Regions from separate parts of the Homo sapiens genome. Here region 1 is linked to region 2. Evidence: chromatin contacts called from ENCODE Hi-C data. All regions are on one chromosome and are shown on one strand. Each heading gives the region's core, a stretch centred on a gene start or an enhancer-like site at or near the end of the contact. The rest is flanking DNA. Distances are from core to core; before and after follow the strand shown.

Region 1 (6,671 bases), core at 2,745-5,244, 3.8 Mb before region 2:
GATGTGTGAACTTCTCCAGAGCAGAATCCTCCACCTTCCTGCCTGGGGGCAGAATAAGCCTGGCTATCCCTCTTCTGGAACTGAGTAGGGGAAGCAACCTTTGAGGCTGCACCATCCAGAGTGTAGACTTTCACTTAAGACTAAGAGCAGGGACTCCCACATTCAAAACCTAGTTCCACCAATTCCTCATTTTAAGATCTCCAGCAATTTACTCCAGTTTCCTCATCTATAAAAAGGAGATCGTAATAGTGTCTGCCTACCACATATGGATTTTATGTGGATTAAATGAGATAATCCACATAATAAATGATGGCCAGCGTAGAGCAGGCGTTCGATAAATGTAAACTGTCACCAGAAGTTGCATAATCTGAGTGCTCCCCTTCAGAGACATCGTCCTGGGAGGATGTCGTCTTCTCCATCAAAGCCTTCACTCCTTGCACTGCCAAAGCCCCTCTGTGATGCTGTGGCTTCCAGAATCAGTGGATGAGCCCCACTAGAAAAATCTACTCATCACTCATGATTACCCCTTGTGCATCCCAGCATGAGTGTGACCTAGTGCTTGAACATCCTTATTCACCAGATTTGACTCAAGTTTGATTCCGAAATCAAACGTGCACCCAGTGAAGTGCTCCTTCTGAGAATAATCAAAACCAACATTGTGACAGAGGCTGCTGGCTAGGCTGTGATATTTCCTCTTTCTTCTGTAGTAACAGAACCACAGCGTTTAGCTGGGCACCTGGTATTGAGAATAAAAATCTTATTCGCAGCCTTCCTTGCAGCCAGAAATGGCCATGAGATGAAGTTCTAGCCAATGGGATCTGAGTGCAAACTGTGTTTTCCAAGGGATTCCCTTACAGAGAGAGGCCAAGCTTTCTCTTCCCCCTTCTCCCTTCACCCTAACTGGCATGTGACATGGCAGACATGGGATGTAGAATATGGAAACCTCTTCTCTCCATGTTAACGCACTCAACATTCTAGAAAAAGCAGAGCAGAAGGAAGGAAACAGCATTTCTGATGCCATGTGTCATTACAGCAGCCCTGGACTGCTTCCACCCAGGCTATGTGTTTAAACCATGACTATCTGGGGTCTCTTATGACAACCAAACCTATGTTTCAACTATTAATAATTCATATATGTAACCGCTTCTAAAAGCATCTGCAAAAGAAAAGCTTAAACTATGTTTTAAGCAAGGATAACACTGTATGGATTTTCCCAAAGTGACTTATTAAAGAACACTCATTGAGCTGGAGTATTTGTGTGCTGTTTGTTTAATTAGTCACACAGTTAATCGTTACATCTCCTGAAATAGGAAGAAAAAGCAACCCAATGGTCTAAATCCACCAATATCACCTAGACACATTCAGTGACATTTAGAATATTTTATTCTAACAAACTTTTTGAACACCACAGTTGGAAGAATAGAGATCATTCCAACAGGTCAAGCACTGGCCCAGCTGCTGGGAGATCGGATCTGCTGATCCAGCCCTGCCGAGGGCAGCAAGACCTGCTGGGCCTCGCTTTCTGCATCTGTAGATACTAAGGCTGAGGGACTTGGATGGGGCCAGGGACCAAAACCCTACAAACCAAAGAAAGAAATGGTCCAAAAGTAGCAACTCAAAGGAGAAAGAAAACTACTAAGAACACAAAATGAAAAACCGAAACTCAAAAGAGTTGTCCATCAGACTGCTTTATAACCATGTGTCCCCAGTTGGCACACAAACCTGTCCTGGAACAAGCCCACAGTTCTCATCAGCGCTCATCAGTGGCCACATATCCCTCTCTCCAAGGTCACTAGACCCGGTGTTGAGGGGCTGGAAGGGGAAGGACGGCAGTGGCAATGGGGTCAACAGAGTCCCATCTCTTGGCTTATTGATGGGCATTAACATTCTTCCAAACACTCAGACCTCAAATTCAAGTTCCTGAACCCAGAGAGCCAGTCCTCACTTTTAGGGGTCTTTACTGCCATTTCTTTTCCTCTTCCACTAGGCTTAGAGAACACAGAGATTGTAAAAAAATGGGTTTTCTGCAGGAGGCAGAGGTTGCAGTGAGCTGAGACCGTGCCATTGCACTCCAGGCTGGGTGACAAGAGGGAAACTCCGTCTCAAAAAAAAAAAAAAGAAAAGAAAAGAAAAATGGGTTTTCTGGTGCCCTTTCTCCTCTCCACCCCATAACATGGGTGAATACATAGTAAGCACATAGTTAACTGAATATATCTTAAATAAATGTCTGATCCTCTAAGAACCGAGTCACACACACACAAAAAAAATCTACGAAGGGGACTAAGCATACATGTATATATATATTTGCAGGCAAGATGGGCCTGTGTTCACACTTGGAAGGCCAAACCTTGCCCAGTGCGGTCATTTCTCCACTTCAGTTGCTGAACAACTACAGCATTTCCTAAAGGAGCTCTCACACCGAGAGACTCACTGGCTCACAGCCTCCAGCATGAGCTACATGAAAGAGACCACCGCCAAGGAGTGACTCAAACAAGAAGCCAGGGCGCCCCGTGGCCACATCCTCACTGCAGAGGCATCTGTGAGAGCAGAGCCTGGGGCTGCTCCCCCTCACTTCCAAAGAACAGGAGGGGCCATGGGGACTCAATGAAAAGTCCTTTGATCACGACCAGGATATGCTGGCACTATAAGGACCAAAGTCCCTCACCACAGCAAATACGAACCCTCTTGATACCCACTCATGTGTTCCTGAGCTTCTGTTTCCCCTGGAGATTCCCTCCTACTTTGGGCACGAGGTCCCTTCCTCGGTCACAAGGTACCGAGTCTCTCCAGTCCTAGTTCTATCCTTCATCACACAGAAAAGAAGAATCAACAGTCAAGAGCCCAGCTACCTCTACATCCTTTACTTTTTGCTTTCAATTCTGATCATCTCCAGATGGAAGACACAAATCAGATCCCTAGTACAGATTCTCTAACACCCTCATTCCAAAGCTCATCAGTTATAACAAGTTAATTCCAACCAAGTTCCCCATCCTGGGGCGCAGCAGATTGTTTTTCTGAAGATGGCTATGCCAATGTGGTTCCCATTCCATGTGCATCTCTCTCAGTGTGACCCTGACATTCCGTCACTGACAGTGGGTCTGGTTTCCCTTCCCTTGAACCTGGGCAGACCTCTGCAACTTCTTTGACCAAGAGAGAATGTGGCAAAAGTGATGCAGCACACCTCCTGAGGCTGGGTCACACAAGGCAAATCGGCTTCCACCTGGTTGGCTCTTGGGACATGTGCCTTTAGAGCCCAGAGCCATCACTGAAGACGTCTGGCAACTGCAAGGCCACCATGCTAGAGGGATGAGGTGGAAAGACTACGAGAAGAGAGATGGACAAACAGCCCCATCTGTTCCAGCCCCCGGTTGTTCAAGGGTTCCCTGACCAGGCACCATGTGAGGAAGAAGCCTGTGAGATGACCCTAGCCCCAGCAACCCTCCAACTGTAACCCCATGAGGGACCCTGGGCCAGAACCACCCAGATGAGGGGCTCCCAAACTCCTGCCCCACCGAAACCATAAGCAATAAAGAGCGATTACTGCTGTTTTAGGCCACTGTGTTTTGGGATGATTTTCTGTGCAGCCACAGTGACTGAAACATGGGAACTTTAGTAGACGTGGCTCCTTCTCTCAAAATAGCAATTTACCTCCTCCAGGGTAGGTTTAGAACATCTTGTCAGTGTTTAATTTCACAACTCTACTTCCTAGTAGAGTAAATGGCACCTTTAAAAAAAAAAGTAAGAGTTTAATTTTTTACTTCAAGCTCTTAAGAATTTCACAATACCTCTTTCAAGGTCACTCTGGAGACCTCGCAGCATCTCACACAGGAGTTGGGCAGTCGCCATGGCTAGAAGTGCATGGCCTCCTGTGCTTCCAAAGGGCAGACCCCACGTGGGGGAACACTGGCAGGGCTGGGCAAGATTTGGGCTTCTCCCCTCCCTCTCCAGCAATCTTGCCCTGATACTACCCTTCCTCTACCACAACAGCCACGCCTACAGAGCAGGCTTCTGAAAAACCACAATCAGGCACACTTGTCAATACATAAAAGCAAAACAGCACTGGTGACGTTCATCAAATTCACTGAGAGCTGCTGGAATACCATGGCTGTGGGCAACAGCAGCAAATGACACAGAAAGGTGCATTAATGAGCTCAGGCAAGAGGAAAGAAGGCATGTCATGGGACCCCAGAGCTTCGATTTCAGAAAACCAAAGACTTGGCCTTTTAACTGAGTTTGGCTGGAATCTGAGATCACCTGCTCCCCATTTGTAACTGGAAACCTTTCCATAAAGAGCCAATTACTTGACATTAAAGTCCCCGATTTTAAAGGACTTTGAAACCAACACCACATAAGTGCTTGCATAAACAAAATGTCAGCTTGTGATATTCTGGCTCATGTCTTTTCTTTCAAGCACTGCCCCGTTCTTCCTATCAGCTGCTGGGTCTTCACAGGACTCTAGGAACTCAATCCCTGCCCTGTGGAAGGCTTGCCCTCTGCACCCCAGGTTGCTCTCAAAGGACCCCCTCTGGGAACGATGTCTGTGTCCCTGTCCAGCCGTGTCAGCAGCCCAGTGATTGGGACTGGGGACTGCTTCTCCTTTCCTCACCAGCAGTGAGCTGGCCCTCAGCAAAGACTAAGAGCAAATAAGGCAAAGACTGGCACCTGGCCCGTAGTTCTCAGGCTCCCAAAGGCTGTGAGTCCTGCCGTGTGGCAGAATCCTCACTACTAGTGGTGCCAGTTCAGCAGGCCCTGAGATTCTAAGCTGACTCTCAGGAGCACAGACACCCCTGCAGCAAGGAGACCCACCCCTCCCCAACTCCTGGCTCCTGTAGTCCAGGATCACTTGCTACTTCTCCCCAAACCATTTCAGATCCAGCCACAGATGACCATGGCGCTGCCCTCCCTCTCCCATGTCTGGCCACTCTGTCTCCAGCCTGGCTCTACAGGAACACTGACCTCCCTGGGTTCAAGCCCGAAACAAACTCCTCTGCACATGGCTGCTGCTGCATGGTGCTGCAGCCCCCAGGGATGCCACAGCTCTCTGCTCCTTGCTGACAATACCTCCACCACCCTCTTCTGGGATCCCTTTCTTCCCACCACTGGCTATGAAATGCCATTGTTAACCTCCTCCACATTCCCCACCCCCTGGAAAGACAGTGGTCACAGAATAGAAAGAACACAGGAACTGGGGTTGACGAGCATGAATATGGGCCACAGCCCCACCCCTGAGGGGCTTGACACAGGCTTTAGAGCCACACCCAGCCATCTGAGTCCAAATCCTAGCTCCACCCCTCTCTAGCTGTGACTTAGGACAAACTTCTCAACCTCTCTGGAACTTGGCTGACTCATCTGTAAAATGGGATGATAAAAGCAACTCTTATAGGGCTACTGTGAGGATGAACTAAGCTAATAAATGTAAAGTGCTCAGAGCCTAGCCTGGCATGGTGAATGTTCATATATGTTATCTATAATTATTATTCATTATTATCATCACCCTCATGTCAGTGACAGTTCATCCACCACCCCTCATCAGACTGATGCAATGATAAGATGGTATTTGGATTATAAAAAGTGTCCTATAAATTATAAAAGTAACAAAAAGTGTATTAGCTGTTGCTATTTCTGCCTCAAAACCTCCTAAGTCCTGCCCATTTTAAGGGTTTAGCTTTACTGAAGAAGAACAGAGTGGAGACATTAAATAAGAATAAAAATATGGAAAGTTCATGAATTTCTGTACCTCTGGACTCTAGAAATGGCTATGACCACATACTATATACTACTTACCTCCATTTGAATGTCCCACAGGCTCTATGATATGCATAGGTACAAAACCAAATTTATGTATTTACTGCCTTTGAGTGGAGGGAAAATTGGAGGCAGACCAACACGTGCCTATGTGAGCTCATACACAGGGTCTCACTCTGTTGCCCAGTCTAAAGTGCAGTAATAAGATTCACTGAAGTGATCCTCTCACCTTAGCCTCCCCAGTAGCTGGGACCACAGCCACACCTGCCTGGCTAATTTTATTTTTTTTTTGTAGAGACAGTGTATCACTCTGTTGCCCAGGCTGATCTCAGACTCTTGGACTAAAGCGATCCTCCCACTTCAGCCTCCTAAATTGCTGAAATTATAGGCATAAGCCACTGTGCCTGGCCTTAAAGCTGAATTTATCAGCTCCCTCCCAACCCACAATAACCCCTAAGCCTGCTCACCATCTATATCCCCTTGGTCCACTAACAGGGCCTTCATCCATCCAGAATGCCACCAATTACCCTTTGCCCTGCTCATCCATTAAATCATCCAAGTTCCATCAATTCTACCTCCCCATCTACCCTGGACTCAGTCCCAATGCTCTGCTCCCACTGCCTGCCCTGCCCATCATCTTTGGCCCAGTACTGGGGGGCTTCCTAAGGATGTCCCTGCCTCTACTCCTATACCTGCAAGTTCCACTCATGGCTAGTTTTCCAAGGCGCAACTTTAATTAGGTCATTTAAAGTCCTCCAAAGGCATCCCATCACCCACAGCTGCAACATTGAACTTTTGGCTCATAAACCCCATTGTTATCTGATGAATATCATCATGGACCCTCTCCACAGAAAAATGCACACATGCCTAAAGTTTTACATACAAGGCCAGGTGGTAGAGGAACACCTGGCAGCCTTCTACTAACC
Region 2 (6,390 bases), core at 3,458-5,957:
TCTCTCCTATAGACCTGACTGATTGATTATCCAAAGAACCAAAGCAGTAAATTTATGAATGTGTATTTAATTTGAAACAAAGAAGCATTCTGAAATATTTGACATAATGTGACTGGGAACATAAAGGTAAGGGTGTTGGCCGGGCACTGTGGCTCATGCCTGTAATCTCAGCACTTTGGGAGGCCAAGGCAGGAAGATCACTTGAAGCCAGGAGTTCCAGACCAGCCTGGGCAACATGGTGAAACCCGGTGTTTAGAAAAAATAAAATGAAAAAAAAAAAAAAATCAGCTGGACTTGATAGTGCATGCCTGCAGGAGGCTGAGATGGGAGGATCCCTTGGGCCCAAGAGGTCAAGACTGCACTGAGTTATGATTGCACCACTGCCCTCCAGCCTGGGTAACAGAGCAAGACAGAATGGAACGGAATGGAACGGGACGGGGAAGGGACGGGGAAGGAAAAGGAAAAGGAAAGGAAAGGGAGAGAAAGAAAGAAAGAGAAAAGTAAAAGAAAGGAAAAAAGGAAAGGAAAGGAAAGAAGGAAGAAAGGAAAGAAAAGAAAAAGAAAAAAAGAAAAGAAAAGAAAGAAAGAGAAAAATAAGAAAGAAAAGAAAGTAAGAGAAAGGAAGGGTGTCAATGAAGGACTTAAAGGACTTAAAAATGGTCCTGTTCTCAGAATTCAGGGTAGGCCCTGTTCTGAGTTTCCTGAGAATTCTCTGGGAATGATTTTTGAGTGATAAGTACATCAAATGTATGGGTCCTTTTTTGCCATAGGCATCACTAGACAAGGCTTACAGGTGGAATTGCTTGAGTTCTGAAGTTTTTTGTATGCTTAAGAAGTCAGTATCATACAGTATAAAAGTACTATAAAACTAGGAATTCACAACAAGGTGAAAAGCCAGAGGCAGAAAAATGAAGACATGGGAAGAGAGAATGAAATTACGTGTACAATAATTTACAAGTTATTAATATTAAACAAGGGTTTGGTATTTCCTTCCAGATAAAAGGCCTAATATTTATTACAGTGAAAAATAATCAGCAAATAAGTTGTCATTTCTTTCCACATTGATTCCAGAAGCTAAATGTCATTTTAATTGTATAAGTGTTAGCTTATGGAAGTTGGGACTGAGTTTGGTTTCCTTGAAGAAAATTTAGGAAAGAAGGGGATAATGATTAGAAAAATATGTGGGATGCCAGGTATGGTGGTGCGCATCTGTAAGTCCCAGCTACTCAGGAGGCTGAGACAGGATTGTTTAAGTCCAGGAGTTTGAAACTGTAGTGAGCCATCATCATGCCTATGAATAACCACTGCACTCCAGCCTGGGCAACAAAGGGAGATCCTGTCTGTTTAAAAAAAAAAAAGAAAAGAAAAGAAAAAGAAAAAGGAAAAAAAAAAAGTGGAAACCAGCTTACTAGCAAAGAGCTTGGTGGACTGCATTAAAACGTGTAGGGGCATTAGCAAAATCTCCAGCAGCAGCGAGCCCAAAAAGTACATCACCGAGGATTCATAAAGTATTGCATGCTTTTTAACAAGCATATTCCTTGCTTTTTTATCTCTACATGGAAGACAATAATGGATTTGTGAGTTTTGTATAGCTTCGTTTTGGACAACTAGAATTGGAAAATTATTGTATAAACCAGGTGGTGGTATGGAAGGCAGTGGTGAGTCCATCGTGCCTACACAGCCATGAAATGGGAGCATCTGTGGTGTTTAATTTAGAAGAGGAACAAGATGCTACAGTCACTAAAATATCAAAGTGGGAAGCTTGATTGGTTCTTCAGGCAGAGCCTCATAGGGTTGGGTCATGGAGATCCAGAGTCTGAGGCTCATCTGTTTATTAAATTCAGAATGGCTGTTTTGATCATCTTCACTAACTGCTGACATAATTATAGGAAGTAGAACTTCCAAGTTGGCCATATACACTGAGGAGTATAAATAGTTTCCTATAGAAAATCAACAATAAGTAGCAAAATAAATATGCAAAAGTTATATGCATGTTTTTTCAGTAGGCTTTTAGGCAGGACAAGTTGGGTGATCCTAATGGTTAATGACTTAAACGAAGCAAGCCCAATACTGACCTAGCAGAGGCAAACTGTGCTCTACACTAATGACAAAGCTGTTATTTCTCTATTTTAAAAATTTATTTACGGCAGCAATAAATGAAAGCCTATCATATCTCTCTAGTTTTCCAATAGGTATCCAGTAAGTAGGAAATCAAATTAAGAAGGTAGTTCTTTAGCAGACTGGTAACAAAGCATCAAGCTTTAGTAAGCTTTAATCCAAACTTACTGACCATAAAACCATCTTTTACTTTGCTAAGCCATCACAGTTTTGTTAGCATTACTTACAAGCCATATTCACTCTTACTATTTACTATCATTTTATTAGTGGGTAAAGTCATTGAATACTGCAAGCAAGAGAGGAATGGTGTGTCCTAACACTTAGGGTAAGGAGATCAAGCCTAGGGAAAAGACTCTCTGAGAATACCCTGAGGAGCAATTTGACATCCTTGTGGTGGAAGTTTATTGAATCAGTTCCCAACTTCAGCCCAGTCAACTGTGAAGGGTCAGCATCACTCTTAACTTCCAATTGGAAATGTACTTGATGGACTTATAACTTAATTCTATGAGTGTATTATATTTACTAGGTGTCTTATAATTTTTAATTATGGGAAGAGAGGGGGTGACATACTACGAAGGGATTGAAAGAGCTAAAAGGCTTAGTCAAAAATTACATGTAATTTTTGCTGTATGTCACATACCATAAAGTTAACACGGGTGGACAGTGAGTATAGCAAATCGTTTCAACTGTTCTTTGCTGGTGTTTGGAGATGGTTAAATGTTTACACAAATATTTCCTCTCTCCACCAACTCTTTCCCCATTCCCTAATGCTCACTTCCACTTCTGTTTTTTAACTTTTGGAGTTCCTTGATCTGCATAAACATTCTACCAACTCAGCCCAAGGCAACTTTGAATTTTATGGTTACATTGCTAATTTTATCTTTATCTGAAAACCTTTGGCACAGATTTTGTCTTAAAGCACGTTTTGTCTTAAATAAGTCAACAGGATTGCTAACGTAAGGTCAGGTGCTAATCCCAGCATTTTGGGAGGCAGAAGTGGGAGGATCACTTGAGGCCAGGAGTTTGAGCCCAGCCTGGGCAATATGGTGAGACTCTGTTTCTACTAAAAATACAAAAATTAGCCGGGCTCACGCCTGTAGTCCCAGATACTTGGTGGCTGAGGCACAGAATTGCTTGAATCTGGGAGGTGACCCAGGATCGCGCCACTGCACTCCAGCCTGGCGTACAAAGCGAGATCCTGTCTCAAACAAACAAAAAGAAAAAAGAAATAAAAAAGACAGCTAATGTAGTATTAATTTGAAATGAGGGGGATCTGCCTGTCCAGTATTCAAATCCCAGTAACCTCTGGATGAATTACTTGCCATTTCTAGTTCTTGTCGCTTAATTTTAAGATGGAAATTTCTACGTTGAAGTTTTAGAGAGGTTGTTGAGAGAACAGAGACGATACAAGTCCATGCTTAGAATACTCAGTACATAGCAAAATAATAAATATTTTCCCTCTGCCCTCTCTCTTTTCTTGGAAAGCCAGGTAAGCAATGAGAAGTTGGTTTATGGCCAGGTGTGGTGGTTCACGCCTGCAAATCCCAGCACTTTGGGAGACCAAGGTGGGAGGATCCCTTGAGCTCAGGAGTTCGAGATCTGCTTGGGCCACATAGCAAGACCTCGTCTCCACAAAAAATTAAGATTACCTGGGCGTGGCACATTCCTGTAGTCCCAGCTACGGGAGGCTGAGTTGGGAGGATCACTTTAGCCTAGGAGGTCGAGGCTGCAGTGAGCTGTGATGGCACCACTGCACTCCAGCCTGGGTGACAGCCCTGTCAAAAACAAAACAAAACAAAAATTGCTGACGTATGCACAGTTAAAGCAAAAAGAGTTGGGATCCTTGAATGACGTTCATGTCTGTTCTGGCAAAGCCGGGATTGTTGGTCCCCCAAACTTCTTTAAAGAAGTTTACTCCTGGTAGCTCGATTAAGTATCTTTGTCCCATGGCCGTGGGGAATAAAAAGTTCAGTTGTCACCCCCTTTTTAAACTAAATGTCCGAAGAGACAAGGCAATCCCATCCTCTCTTCACACATTTGTGCAGGTGCAGCTTTATTTCCCACCGTGCGGTCCCAGGAGGCCGCCTGGTCTTCTGCGCTCACTTCCTAGGCATCCCTGGCCGCCCCTCGGCAGCCTCTCCTTCTGGCCTGAGACTTCCAGCTGAGCCTCATCCCCTCCACCTGAAAACTGCTCCATGGGGCACTTCATCTACCTGGAAAGTTCTCGATTTCCAACTGGAGCCTGTATACTGCTGGTTGTGTCTCAGCAGTTATTACAGCTCTGGGCTTACAACGGGAGCTTAGCAAAAGTTCCACCCTGGCTTCCTAGACTGCTACAGCTCCAAGAAAAATCCTGTGCGCACAAACGGCCGCCGCCTTTGGCGTCTCCCGCGGATTAGACCAGTTAGGAGGTCTCAGTAGGCTTTTAGGCAGGACAAGTTTTACGCCTGGCCAAATAAGGGTCAGACTAAGCAAGGCGCCTCCGTGCGCCTAGCCAGAGCGGTGCCGGCTGCGGAACCTGCCCCGCCGGGAGCCTAGTGCCATGCAGCAGCGGCGGCGGTGGCGGCTTCCCAAGCGCGGCGGCAAATCCGGGCCCGCCCGGAAGTGCCCGGCGCTGTAGGAGGGAGCAAGGGCCCAGGAGCCGCCGCCGCCGCCGCCGCGCGCACGCGCCCTCGCGGGCTGGAGCCGGGGCTGGAGTCGTAACTCGGAAGCCGGAGCCCAGACGGGCCCGCGGCGGGGGGGTGGGGGCTGCGCGGGGGCGGGAGTGGCGGAGGTGGCCGCCCCTGGCGGCGGGTTTGTTTATCCCGGGGAAGAAGTTTAGGAGCGGGAGATAGGGAAGGAGGGCGGGTCGGGGAGGAGGGATGCGGTTCGGCGGAGGCGGCCGCCACAGGGACTTGCCGCCATCACCCCTGCTGCCACCACCGCAGCCTCGGGCTCCCAGGGCGGACACGGCCACCGCCTCAGCGGGAGAGGAGTCTCCACCAGGACTGACCGCTGCCGCCCAGCACGTCCAGGTAGGCGCCCCTTCCCCTCCCCCCAGTCCCCGCGGCAGCCCCAGGCGCTTGCTCCCCTCCCCCGGCTCTCCGTAGACCGGCGGCCTCCTGCTCGCGCCTCACTGCGCCCTCTGCTCTCTGGGTCCCGGACCCCTGCTCGGGCGGCGAGCTCCGGCCTGCTCTGGGGACTACCTCCCACGCCCCCGGACCGCCCTTCCCTCGCGCGGCGGCACCACTTTCCCCGGGGTTGCCCCCAATCCCTCCTTGATTTCCCAGCCTCCACCTTCCAGGATCCCCTTTAGTTTTACCCCCGGGCCTCGCCCCTTCTTTTCCTCTGGCTTCTCTCCTCCTCTATACCTGTATACCTCCACACCTGCCCCTTTTTACCTGAGTGCTGCCCAAAGGCAGAAACTGCATGCTCTGCCACCGCGCAGCGTCCACTTTCATACCTCCTCATCCCAAATACAGACACTTGAAACTCTCGTCCCTGTTAGCCCATTTTAGGCAGAGTTCTCAGCTTCGCAGACCGCTCACTACCTCCAGTCCGGTGGTCATGCCTTTAACCTCTCTTTAACCTGCTTTCTAATACATTTTTGCTCACTTATACCAGAGTACATCAAGCTAACCGCGCGGTTCGGGGTCCAAGTCTTCAAAGAGCCCACTTGTATTCCTGCTGCTCTCCTTTTTCCTAATTCTTTTTGAGTCAATGTATTTGTATATTGATTCAACATAAAAGAAAAGGGAAGGTAGCATTTTCTCTCTCAAAGCAGTCACACAACCCAGTAGAAATAAGATTCACCATCTGCTTATCCTAACTTTCGCTTGTCTCTTTCCTGACTGAACTCTGTCATTCAGTGATTCTTTCCAGGCTTCTGATGCTTTGTCTATTTTTGAATAATCTTGGGCCTAGTTTGACCCATTGTGGTACTCACTTTCCCACTTGCAATTGAATCCACTGTTTCTTGGACTAGAAACTGACAGAGGTAAAAGGTTCATACCTTGAAAAATTACATCTCTCCTGCCACGATGAGATTGGTGGAATATTTCAAATTACCATTTCATCATTCTTGTGAGAAATGTTGCCTAGTGGTTAAGAACTCTTCTCTAGAGCTCAGACTAGTATATAGTTGCCAGGGTGTAAACCCTTGCTCTGCCATCTACCAGCTTTGGCTTTGGGGAAGTTACTTAATATTTCTTCGCCTCAGTATACTTACAGCTGTAAAATGGGGTTATGATATGACATCACAGGATGGTGCTAGTAATTGCACAAGTAAATACA

Evidence for each region. A loop is a pair of places that touch in the nucleus more often than their neighbours do. Pooled maps may share reads with other maps.
Region 1: a loop to region 2 is called in a pooled map, with 9 times the contacts of the local background. The contact joins the enhancer-like site here to the promoter of SPOPL-DT in region 2. A Hi-C loop is called at or near these places in 6 of 50 pooled maps.

Annotation. Positions count from the first base shown.
Region 1 is chr2:134,666,522-134,673,192 of GRCh38, forward strand. All of the region lies in intron 2 of TMEM163 (transmembrane protein 163), which reads right to left. Among named protein-coding and RNA genes, the nearest start is that of TMEM163, 49 kb to the right of the region's middle. Within about 2 kb of position 3,995, at least 9 of the 41 ENCODE cell types and tissues checked have a DNase peak (open chromatin) inside an H3K27ac peak, as active enhancers do.
Region 2 is chr2:138,496,988-138,503,377 of GRCh38, forward strand. It overlaps SPOPL-DT (SPOPL divergent transcript), which reads right to left and starts at 4,708. Exons shown (of 2, transcript NR_187149.1): 1 at 4,332-4,708; 2 at 1-3,893. It overlaps SPOPL (speckle type BTB/POZ protein like), which reads left to right and starts at 4,783. Exons shown (of 11, transcript NM_001001664.3): 1 at 4,783-5,132. RefSeq lists silencers at 4,679-5,218, 5,419-5,468.